Linked DNA regions of Homo sapiens: regions 1 and 2 are each linked to region 3. Evidence: read pairs that join two places in POLR2A ChIA-PET (ENCODE). Cell type or tissue: GM12878. All regions are shown on one strand. Region 1 overlaps RBM25 (RNA binding motif protein 25). Region 2 overlaps NUMB (NUMB endocytic adaptor protein). Region 3 overlaps PSEN1 (presenilin 1).

Evidence for each region. ChIA-PET counts read pairs that join two places held together with the same protein. Peaks named below come from ENCODE experiments on the same cell type or tissue, not always from the same donor. Only the 100,000 strongest peaks of a DNase experiment are listed, where the experiment ranks them.
Region 1: POLR2A ChIA-PET joins it to region 3 with 5 read pairs; 3 of 35 experiments call an interaction of 5 or more read pairs at or near these places.
Region 2: POLR2A ChIA-PET joins it to region 3 with 5 read pairs; 7 of 35 experiments call an interaction of 5 or more read pairs at or near these places.

What each region holds. Positions count from the first base shown.
Region 1 is chr14:73,065,489-73,069,488 of GRCh38, reverse strand. The region is part of intron 1 of RBM25 (RNA binding motif protein 25); the gene reads right to left. It also overlaps the pseudogene LOC100422493. Among named protein-coding and RNA genes, the nearest start is that of RBM25-AS1, 8.0 kb to the right of the region's middle. RefSeq lists an enhancer at 3,540-4,000. In GM12878, no CTCF peak of the experiment used is centred here; no DNase peak of the experiment used is centred here.
Region 2 is chr14:73,438,582-73,442,581 of GRCh38, reverse strand. The region is part of intron 1 of NUMB (NUMB endocytic adaptor protein); the gene reads left to right. Among named protein-coding and RNA genes, the nearest start is that of NUMB, 18 kb to the left of the region's middle. In GM12878, no CTCF peak of the experiment used is centred here; no DNase peak of the experiment used is centred here.
Region 3 is chr14:73,221,646-73,225,645 of GRCh38, reverse strand. It overlaps PSEN1 (presenilin 1), which reads right to left. Exons shown (of 12, transcript NM_000021.4): 12 at 1,955-4,000. Among named protein-coding and RNA genes, the nearest start is that of PAPLN, 14 kb to the left of the region's middle. RefSeq lists an enhancer at 2,199-2,711. In GM12878, a CTCF peak has its summit at 2,333; a DNase peak (open chromatin) is centred at 2,335; H3K27ac peaks cover 368 bases.

The DNA.
Region 1 (4,000 bases), 160 kb after region 3:
TGGACAACAAGAGCAAAATTCCATCTCAAAAAACAAACAAAAATATTTGTCTCTACTATTTTGTCTTTCATGTTTTACAGAAACATAAAAAGAGAAAACATAAAAAGTTTAAGTCTTCCACTTCCTTGCCCCCAATCCCAACAGTTTGGTATCTACTGCTGTGCTCTTCTTAATATCATTCTATGAACTAATAATTTTTATTTTTCTACAACCAATCACATCATGTGAATTTCTCCCTCGTTATAATTGCCATCTCTTCATGTCAGTTCACAAAAGTTTTATTCCAAGCCGGGATGGTGGCTCACGTCTGCAATCCCAACACTTTGGGAGGCCAAAGCAGGGGGCTCACGTGAGGTCAAGAGTTCTAGACCAGCCTGGCCAACATGGTGAAACCCCATCTCTACTAAAAATACATAAATCAGCCAAGTGTGGTAGCACATGTCTGTAATCCCAGCTACTCGGGAGGCTGAGGCAAGAGAATCACTTGAACCCAGGGTGCGGAGTTTGCACTGAGCTGAGATCGTGCCACTACACTCCAGCCTGGGTGACAGAGTCTGTCTAAAAAAATAAAAAATAAAAATAAAGTCTTATTCCACCTTTATAATGCAGTAAATTGGCTGGGCGTGGTGGCTCACGCTCATAATCCCAGCACTTTGGGAGGCCGAGGTGGGTGGATCACAAGGTCAAGAGATTGAGACCATCCTGGCCAGCATGGTGAAACCCCATCTCTACTAAAAATACAAAAATTAGGAGAGGGGGTGGCTGCAGTAATGAGAGGCTGGTGCTGCAGCTCTTTTCCTGCAGTCCAGCCAAGGAAGCGTGCGTCCCTGGCGCTTCCTTCTCTTTGGACAGAGAGCTTGGGATGTGGTAATGCCAGCCAGACTTCTCAGAGCCATGGTCAGATCTACCGTACACTGGCAAAAGCACATCAGTGCCAAAGAATTGGTCATCTAATGTTAAAACCACTAAAGGAATTTGAAAATACAACATGCGGCACACTGACAATACGTCAAAACTTGGATTTGTTCCTTCCTGATAATACAGCTGGTAGTCTGAATAAGTCTCAGATCCTGTAAATGAACCAAAAAAAAAAAAAAAAAATCAAATACAAGCATTGTCTCTCCATTAAATGCTGCTCACTGCCAAGACGAAAAGGCACACCTTCCAACCATGAAATCCTTTGGTACTCACAAGAGAGTGACCCACAAACCAAATCTATTGGGGTCTAAATGGTTTATAAAAATATTAAAGAGGCATTTCTCATCTGTATCAATGGAAACATTTGTTCCAAAACAAGGCTTTCCACATATCAAGAGACCACTAAAGCATCCAGGACCAAGCAGCCATCTAGGACCAACCTTCCAGTTCTGTCTGTGAACGAGGTAAAGTTGGGGTGGTCGTAGCTCATGTGCTTAGTGATCACTGCTCACGCTAAACCAGTGTGCGCTGCACCCCAGCCTTACCGCCAACTTAAGAAACTGGCAGTCAACTCAGACTGCTCCATCAAGATCTTTGAAGCCTAATAAATATCCAAAGAGATTCAAAATCTTAATTTTTAAGAATTAATGATACATATAAAAACAAAATACAGGCCGGGCGCGGTGGCTCACACCTGTAATCCCAGCACTTTGGGAGGCCGAAGCGGGTGGATCACGAGGTCAGGACATCGAGACCACGGTGAAACCCCGTCTCTACTAAAAATACAAAAAAAAAAAAAATTAGCTGGGTGCGGTGGCAGGCGCCTGTAGTCCCAGCTACTAGGGAGGCTGAGGCAGGAGAATGGCGTGAACCTGGGAGGCGGAGCTTGCAGTGAGCCAAGATCGCGCCACTGCACTCCAGCCTGGGCAACAGAGCGAGACTCTGTTTCAAAAAAAAAAAAAAAAATACAGGCAATAAAACATGAAAAAAATACAAAAATTATCCAGGCGTGGTGGCACATGCCTGTAGTCCCAGCTCTTGGGAGGCTAAGGCAGGAGAATTGCTTGAACCCGGGAGGTGGAGGCTGCAGTGACCCGAGATCAAGCCACTGCACTCCAGCCTGGTGACAGAGCAAGACTGCCTCAAAAATAATAAAATAATAATAATGCAGTAAATTATTATAATACGGACATATTTATTTAACCAACATTAACAGTTGGCTCCACTTTCAGCTCTCACAAATAATGTTGAACATTCCTGGAGATAATAGACATATAACTGTATGCATCTGTACAGGTAATTCTCTAATACAGGTTAGAACTATATGTATCTGATTAGCTGGGTGTGATGGCAGGTGCCTGTAGTCCCAGCTACTCAGGAGGCTGAGGCAGGAGAATCGCTTGAACCTGGGAGGCGGAGGTTGCAGTGAGCCGAGACGGTGCCATTGCACGTCAGCCTGGGCGACAGAGCAAGAATCCACATCAAAAAAAAAAAAAAAAAAAATTATATGTATCCAAACTTTACCTCCAAAATCATCCCTGAAAACTAGCATATAAATGTATATTCCCACCACCAGAATATGGGTATGCCCTTTCCTCATATCCTCATCATTGGTAGAATAGATCAGTGTCAAAATTCTCACAATTTCATAAGTAAAATATACTCTTATTTCAATTTACATTTCCCTCATGACTAATGAGGTTGAGTATGCGTTTACCTGTTTACTAGACATTTCTTTAAAACAGAAAAGCATGACCTACATGCTCACAGCTCTACTTCCTCAGAATTCCTTTGACTTAAATTGGGATAATACCATATTCAATAAAACTAAACTTCAATTTCAGAAAACACAGTATACTTAAAATATTTAGAAAACTTTATAGGTAAAGGAATCCCTAGGATGCATTTTTTTTTTTTTTTTTTTGAGATGGAGTCTTGCTCTGTCACCCAGGAGTGCAGAGGCACCATCTCAGCTCACTGAAACCTCCGCCTGTCGGGTTCAAGCGATTCTCCTGCCTCAGCCTCCCAAGTAGCTAGGATTACAGGTGCACACCACAAGGCACGCACGACCAAGCTCAGCTAATTTTTGTATTTTTAGTAGAGACGGGGTTTCACCATGTATGGCCAGGCTGGTCTCAAACTCCTGGCCTCAAGTGATCCGTCGGCCTCGGCCTCCCAAAGTGCTGGGATTACAGGTATAAGCCACTGCGCCCAGCCCTTAGGAGGATTTAATATACTTGGCAAATGAGGTATTAGAAATGTTTTAAACAGTAGGTAGGTTATCAGTACATATTAACAATGAAAAACACAAGATTGCAAGACTGTAAATGTGTTGAGTTTTAAAATAAACTTTCTGTAAAACTTTTTGACCAAAACCAAAAACTGGGGGTGGTATCTCTTTTTAAAACAGAAAGGGCTACTGTCCTACTTACAGAAGCTCTTCTATTATCATTATAATAGCCTATCTCAGTGCTTTCTTAGGATAGTTGGTTTTCATACCTGTTGAATAAACTGATTAATGAATAAATCAGTAAACAAACTCTGAGGACTTCAATAAACAAATTTATTATGCTATCTCATGCCGCATACTATATTCTAGCAATGGCCCAGTGCCTAGCCTCACAATGGTTACAAGACTGGGCCATGAACTCATTTTTAAAACCACTTTTCCCCCAATAATATTAGATATAAATAATGCTTAAAAACTAAAACTCTCGGTCAGGGGCGGTGGCTCACACCTGTAATCCCAGCACTTTGGGAGGCCAAGGCGGGCAGATCACTGGAGGTCAGGAGTTCGAGACCAGCCTGGCCAAAATGGTGAAACCCCTGTCTCCACTAAAAATATAAACACTGGGCTGGGTGAGGTGGCTCATGCCTGTAATCCCAGCACTTTGGGAGGCCAAGGCAGGCAGATCACAAGGTCAGGAGATCAAGACCATCCTGGCCAACACGGCGAAACCCCGTATCTAATACAAAAAGTTATCCAGGCATGGTAGTGTGCGCCTGTAGTCCCAGCTACTCAGGAGGCTGAGGCAGGGGAATTGCTTGAACCTGGGTGGCAGGGGTTGCAGTGAGCCAAGAC
Region 2 (4,000 bases), 220 kb before region 3:
CCTTTTATTGTTGAGTAGTATTCCATAATATGGATATATTGCAATTTAAAAAATTTCTTCTGCTGATAGACATTGGATTATTTCTAGTTTTTGGCTATTCAAATAGAGCCAATATGAACATTCACATAAAAGTTTTTGTGTGGACATGTGTTTTCATTTCTTTTTTCCTTTTAAAACAATTTAAACAATTTATTATTATTATTATTTTTGAGATGGGATCTTGCTCTGTAGCCCAGTCCAGAGTGCAGTGGTGCAATCATTGCTTACTGCAGTTTTAACCTCCCAGGATCAAGAGATGGTCCCACCTCAGCCTCTGAGTAGCTAGGACCATAGGCATGCACCACCACTCCTGCCCGTTTTTTTTTTTTCTTTCTTTTTTCTTTTTTTTTTCTTACAGAGACAGGGTCTCTCACTATGTTTCCCAGGCTGGTCTTGAACCCCTGGGCTCAAGCTATTCTCCTGCCTCGGCCTCCCAAAGTGCTGGGACTACAAGTGTGAGCTACTGTGCCGGGTCTCTTTTCATTGTTTTTGTGTATATGCCCATAAGTAGTGGAATTGCTAGGTTATATGGTAACTCTTTTGAGGTTTTCTAAAGCAGCTACACCATTTTACATTCTCACCAGCAGTGAGAATGAGAATTCCAGTTTTTCTGCATTGTCGCCAACAATTGTTATTACCTCTTTTATTTTATTTTTTTTATTGTTGTTTTGAGACAGAATTTTGGTCTGTCACCCAAGCTGGAGTGTAGTGGGCATGATAGCTCACTGCAGCCTCAAACTCCTGGCTCAAACTATCCTTCCACCTCAGCCTCCCTAGTAGCTAGGACTGCACCACCATGCCCAGCTAATTTTTATTTTTTAAATTTTTTGGTAGAGATGGGGTCTTGCTATGTTGCCCAGGATGGTCTGGAACTCCTGGCCTCAAGCGTTTCTTTCTCCTCGCCTCCCAAAGTGTTGGGATTACAGGTGTGAGTCACAGCTCAGGCTGATCTCTGCTTTTTGAGTAGAGCTATTCTAGTGAGTATAAAGTAGAATTTTTTTTTCTTTGAGATGGAGTCTTGCTCTGTTGCCCAGGCTGGAGTGTGTGGCGTGATCTTGGCTCACCACAACCTCTCCCTCCTGGGTTCAAGCTATTCTCCTGCCTCAGCCTCTCAGCTGAGGCGTGCACTACCATGCCAGGCTAATTTTCGTATCTTTAGTAGAGACGGGGTTTCACTGTGTTGGCCAGGTTGGACTCGAATTCCTGATCTCATGATCTGCCTGCCTTGGCCTCCCAAAGTACTGGGATTACAGTGAGCCACTGTGCCTGGCCTAAAGTAGAAATTAATTGTGGTTTTGATTTGCATTTCCCTGATGGCTAGTGATGTTGAGAATCTTCTCATATGCTTATTGGCCATTTGTCTATCTTCTTGGAAGAAGTGTCTTTTTATATGCTTGCCGATTTTTTAAAAGCTGGTTTGTCTTTTTATTATTGAGTTGTAATATATGTTTTCTTTATATATTCTGGATATAAGTTCCTTGTCAGACATAATGATTTACAAGTATTTTCTCCCATTTTGTGAGCTGTCTTTTCACTTTCTTGATGTTCTTTGAAGCACAAAAGTTTTTTCATTTTAATAAAGTCCAGCTTTTTTTTTTTTTCTTTTTTAGACACAGGGATCTCCCTGTGTTGTCCAGCCTGGCCTCAAACTCCTGGCCCATGACCCAGGAGCCACCACGCTGGCTCAAGTCCTTTTTTTTTTTTTTTTTTTTTTTGAGACGGAGTCTCGCTCTGTCACCCAGGCTGGAGTGCAGTGGCGCGATCTCAGCTCACTGCAACCTCCACCTCCCGGTTTCATACTATTCTGCCTCAGCCTCTCGAGTAGCTGGGATTATAGGCACCTGCCACCACACCCGGCTAATTTTTTGTATTTTTAGTAGAGATGGGGTTTCGATGGTCTCGATCTCCTGACCTCGTGATCCGCCCGCCTCAGCCTCCCAAAGTGCTGGGATTACAGGTGTGAGTCACCTCCCCTGGCCGATTTGTTTTTTTTGTTGCTTGTGCTTTTGATACAATATCTAAGAACTATTGCCCAATCCAAGGTTGTGAATATTTATACCTATGTTTTCTTGTAAGAGTTTTAGTTTATTTTTTCTTAATTTTGTTCACTCCATGTCAGTGTCTTCTAAGAGTTTTATAGAGTTGGCTCTTACATTTAAGTCTGTGATCCATTTTGCAGTAATTTTTGTGTACAGTGTGGGGGAAGGGGCTCAACAATTCTTCTGTTGAGATATATGGATATCTATAGATATATGGATGTGTATATATATATGGATATCTATAGATATATGGATGTATATATATATGGATATCCATATATATATATGGATATCCATATATATATATGGATATCTAGTTGTCCCAGCAGCATTAGTTGAGACCATTACTTTTTGTTTATTGGTTTGTTACAAAGTTTAATAAAATTTTCTGCTTTATCACTAATTTTTCCAATAGCAATTTGTTGGCCTTTTGGTCTAGAGTGGCAGTTGGGGTCATTGTATGAGGGAAGCAGTTTAGAGTTGCAAGAATAGGTTATAAATGAATCCACTGATTTAAATATACAGGTTGTATATAATTTCATCCTTATGTTAACCTTATACTTGAACGGTAAATGAAGTTCAGCTGCTATTTCTCTGCCTACTGGGCATCCTTGTGTCATTAGTTATTTGGAAGCTTCCAGTGCTAAGCCATTAAATAGAAATCAGGGTCAGGTCCTTAAACATGTGACTTAAAGGAAGAAAAGATTCATACCTGTTCCTTTCTCTTTCTCTCTCCTTTCTCCTCTTTAATTCACCTATCCTAGCACCCTTTTTATCTTAAGAAGACTCTTCTTTTGTATTATTACACATAGCCTTTTTCTGAAGGAAGATCACATGTAAAGGTTTTATTTTTTAAATTGAAAATTCAAGGAAATGTTCTGTAGTGATGATTAAAAACATAGAAGTGTTGTAAAGATTGTATTAACCTTGATAAATTTAAATCCATAATTAATATAGTTAATATTAAAGTCTCCCATGTAATCCTAACTGAAGGTTAGAAATGGCATATTTTCCTTTTAATTTTCAAAATAACAAAAATATAATTATTTTACAATTTGTAAGGTTTGCTTAGCATTTTGAAAGAAACTTACTGTTTTTAGAATGTTTAACTCTAAATTGGGTCTTTTTCCCCCTGTTTTTAATAGTCATTAATTATTCACTTTTAGAGATCTTAAGAGCAAAGGGAAAAGCATACATTTTTTTACAGAGTGTTCGAGTTTTATGTGTCTCATCTCTATTTGTAGAGTTGTGCTTCTTTAGAGGCTGGTACTTTGCCAAGTAAAAACTAATTTCCTAGGAAATCAGGTTGCTGGCTTGACTTCTGGCAGTCTCTTTCCCTTCTTTTGTTGCTTTGTAAAAGAGCTGAGCTCAGTTCTGTGGAAAATCACTAAATCATCTAATTATTTTCCCCAGTTTGGATTAAACATGGTTGGTATATATTTGCATTGAACTGAGTTCTGTAACTTTTTCTTGATTATAGATTTGTTAAGATACCGTGAAGGACTTTGACTTCATTTGATAAGTTGCGTATTCATATCTGAAATAATGCTAATGGTTTTTTCCTTTAATGAATGTTCTTATTCTTTTAGTCTTTTTGTTCTCCCCTCCACTAGACCTACTTAGTGAGGGATATCACTTGTGTTCTTATAATGAAACCCAGACACTTGTGAAATATAATCATAGTTTCTATGATGTTGGCCCCTAATTCATTTTAAAAAATTACATTAACATTTATTGTCTGTTTCTGTTTTTTCTTCGTGCATATTTTACTATATAGATAATTTTGGAGGCTGCTTTTTAAACAACATCATATAATATGTGTTTATTATTTTTATTACAATTATTTGAAAACTTTTTTTTTTTTTTTTTTTTTGAGGCAGAGTCTTGCTGTCTTGCCCAGGCTGGAGTGCAGTGTCGCAATC
Region 3 (4,000 bases):
TCTAGGTCACTACAAGTCATGTGATGAAGGAGATATATTCTAAGTAAATATGAAAACAGATTTGGTTAGCTAATTGGATTTTCCTCTGAATAAATCATCACCTTTATTCAAAAACCAATTATCCATAGGTGTCTCCCAGGTACTTCCGTCTTCCTGATTTTTAGTACAGTATATGTCCTTTGCCTTCTTGGCCAATTCAGGCTTTTTCCCCCTTTCCAAACTGAGTTCAAAACTTTATTTCTGGCTAGGTGCAGTGGCTCACTCCTATAATCTCAGCACTTCAGGAGGCTGAGCTGAGAGGATCACTTGAGCCCAGGAGTTCAAGACCAGCCTGGAGAACAAAGCAAGACCCAGTCTCTACACGAAATAAAAAATAACTAGCCAGGCATGGTGGTGTACACCTGTAGTTCCAGCTACTCAGGAGGCTGAGGTGGATCCTTTGAACCCAGGAGTTCAACAACGCAGTGAGCCATGATCGCGCTACTACACTCCAGCCTGGGCAACAGAGCCAGACCTTGTCTCCAAAACAACAACAAACCTTCTTTCTGAGAAATTTCTGATTTTAAACCCCTGCTTTTGTGGATCTCTCCTTTACTCTTTCTCATTCAACTGACAAGTCAACATTGCACTCGTACTCAAGTATGCTGTCATTTCACTTTTGACCAGATCCTAAGCTACTCTCCACACCGCACACAGAAGGGTCCCCAGGAAGAAGGTGTGGCATGGGCTGACGGAAAGCTACGGGACTTACCTAGAGACACAGGAAACCCAGCCTCACTACCCTTGCTTCTCAACCCTGCTCAAAGTCCGTCCTCATTCTCATCAAGATCACCATTGTCCCATCCTGGTTAACACGGTGAAACCCTGCCTCTACTAAAAATACAAAAAAATTAGCCGGGCGTGGCGGGCGCCTGTAGTCCCAGCTACTCAGGAGGCTGAGGCAGGAGAATGGCATGAACCCAGGAGGCGGAGCTTGCAGTGAGCTGAGATCGCGCCACTGCACTCCAGCCTGGGCAACAGAGCGAGACTCCGTCTCAAAAAAAAAAAACAAGAACACCATTGTCAGGACCCCTAAAAATCAGAAACCTCTCCCAAGTCCTGATGCCTCTGTAGGAGACTCCACAGACACTGCCTAAAAGAGCCATGAAAACAAATGATGCCTCCAATTCTCAAAGGAGGGAATAAACACTCCCTGCTTCCTGATGCCCTTAGCAGATGTAGCCGGGAACACATCAATGTCTTATCTGCCCCCTTCTGAAGACCATGGCCAACTGTGGTTTTTCTGCCATAAATGTATTTCTGATCAATCATTTCCAGATTGTATGTTATTTACTGTTTAGAAACAAAACGTTTTATCAAGTTTGGGGAATGGAGTGAGAGGACATTCTATGCTCTACCAGGTCAATAAAAGTAATGTTGCCTTTTCCCATTAGTGTGACCTAATTTCTTTAAAAAAAATCCTCCAGCACATATCTGCACTGTACAACATACGTCTTATAAGTTTACAGTTTCTTCTGACATATTTACATTAATGTGAAAGTTATTAGAAAAAATATCTTTCAGGATGTATTAAGGATAGCTGCTTTGGGGCTTTTATAAACAGATTTAATATTACACTCTTCAGAGCTGTGGTGTGCTATAATCCATACCACTTTCTTATGAGTTAAGAATAGAAACAATGCATTTGTTTCTAAACTTTTTTTTTTTTGAGACAGAGTCTTGCTCTGTCGCCCAGGCTGGAGTGCAGTGGTGAGATCTCGGCTCACTGCAACCTCTGCCTCCTGGGTTCAAGCGATTCTCATGCCTCAGCCTTCCGAGTAGCTGGGACTACAGGCGCCCACCACCACGCCTGGCTAATTTTTGTATTCTAAACTGTTTCTTGATAAGTGCTAGACAGTTCTGTGAGTTACAGTTATACATTATGATACTTTCATGTAAAAAACACTAGCACAGCTGGATTCATGCAGTCTTTATTAATCTGACAAATACAGAAAATCTGCAATCAGCTATCAAAATTATATCTTACCAAGAATTTGAAAGGTATTTATAAAAAAGGTGTATTCACAGTCTGTCTGAATTAAGTACAAAGCAGTGTCCACAGAAGCAGAAGGCAGACAACATGTGAGAGTAAATGATCCCACTGAAACCCTCACCCCAGCACCTCCAAGGACACCAAAAACAAGACAGTCCTGTACTTGCTACTATATGCAGCTGACTTTGAAACTGCCTAGTCTCAACAATTACGTATTTCAAAAGGAAAATTGCTTTCTGGGAAATCGTCCCTGCTACACAGACACACAGACCAACTGGCAATGCTGCCACCACATGTCAGGGCTCAGGGTGGACCCAGCACATCCACTAAGAGGCACCCTGCTGCCCAAGGCTGTGGGAGACAGCTTTGATGTTCAAGAAAGGGGTTCATTTCAGCACCAGGGTGCTTTTTTATATGCAAATCTGAGGTGTTTCCCGTTAGAGGAGAGGACTATGCAGATGATCACATGCAGATGTCTCTGAGCTGTGAGCCCGATGACAGCTTTGTTGGTACACTCTGGCCAGCCATTTCACAACGCACTATGAAGAGCTGAAACCTCTGTTTTTAATCTCTTGTGTTGTGGGAATTTAAAGAGGTGAGAAGATCACAAGGATCACTTCTAGGCTCAAACTTATGATTATATGATAGTTTCCAGCCCAAGGGCAAAACCAAATGTCCAATTTTCACGTCTCCTTCCAAATTCAATGTTGGAAGGCAGGTGAGGAGGTGAGGAGAAGGGCAGGTCAAACTGTTCCTTATAGACATAACAGCAAATTTAGAGAAGGAGTACTTTACTGAATGGATTGATTTCTGAATCAAGTCACTTTTATAACACCAATGTATAAGCCCTCAGTAATGGTAACTGTTAAAAGTGGTTATTTGACAAATACCCAATATTTTAGAGAAGTTAAAGAAAGATGGCATATACCAGAAAACAAGAGATTATAACTACATTCTGAGAATTTATCTTATTCATCTTTGCATCCTCAGACTCCAGAACCTACGGGAACACAGAAAACACTGAACAAATTTTTTCATAGTGGTTTCTGAGCTCTTTTTCTTCCAGGGTTAGATCACAAATGATCAAATATACAAAGCCTTGGGGGTTGGGATCAAAGGCTTCCCGCAGTCATCTAACCCTGGGAGACCTTATTTGGTAGTTAAACTTATATTTCACACTCTACAAGTTATATCGAGAATACATACACTGTCTGAGGCCACGTAAATAACAAGTAATAAACATCATCTGTTTGGGCATCTATTGCAAAAGGAGGGTTTTTAAAAGCAGAGAGACTACAGAATGGGAATCCCGGAGTCTGAAAGTAAAAACACTGCCTCTTCAGTTGTTGCTTCTGTAGTAAAATCAACAAATTGCTTACTTATGACTGTTTTCTTCCAAGTTGCTTAGAAAGCTTCTACTTTTTCTAATTGAGAAATTGAGTCATTTGGAGTCAGAGCTGTGATTCTAGGAACACACACGAACCTACTGAGAACCAAAAACAGGAAGGTGAGTCTTTCCTCTCTGAAAAAAAATCTGCAAATCTTCCAAATATGATTGGTATTCCCATAGGCATGTAATGACATTCTGTCCATAAATACCCTTTATTCTGTAGCCCAGTCAGACTCAGACTCTTAGTGGCTACTTTCCTTCCTTACTGTCTTCCATCTTTTTATTAAGCAGATTGGCTTGGCTGGTCATACTCTACTGCTGGTTTTGCCCGACTCTATAACCACCGCCTGTCCCGTGTGAGTGAAGGCACATCCTTATGGAAATTGCTACTGTTCTTTCCAGTGACAATCTATTTTTCATGGTGGAAGACTAGCATTTGGATGTTTTAGGAATGACTGAACTAATTCTAAAAAGAATGTTTGAGGGAAAAGTTCTCTGCCTGAGATGAATGATTTAAAGAAATAAGATGGGCTGTAGTCTCAGCTACTCAGGCTGAGGTGGATTACTTGAGCCCAGGA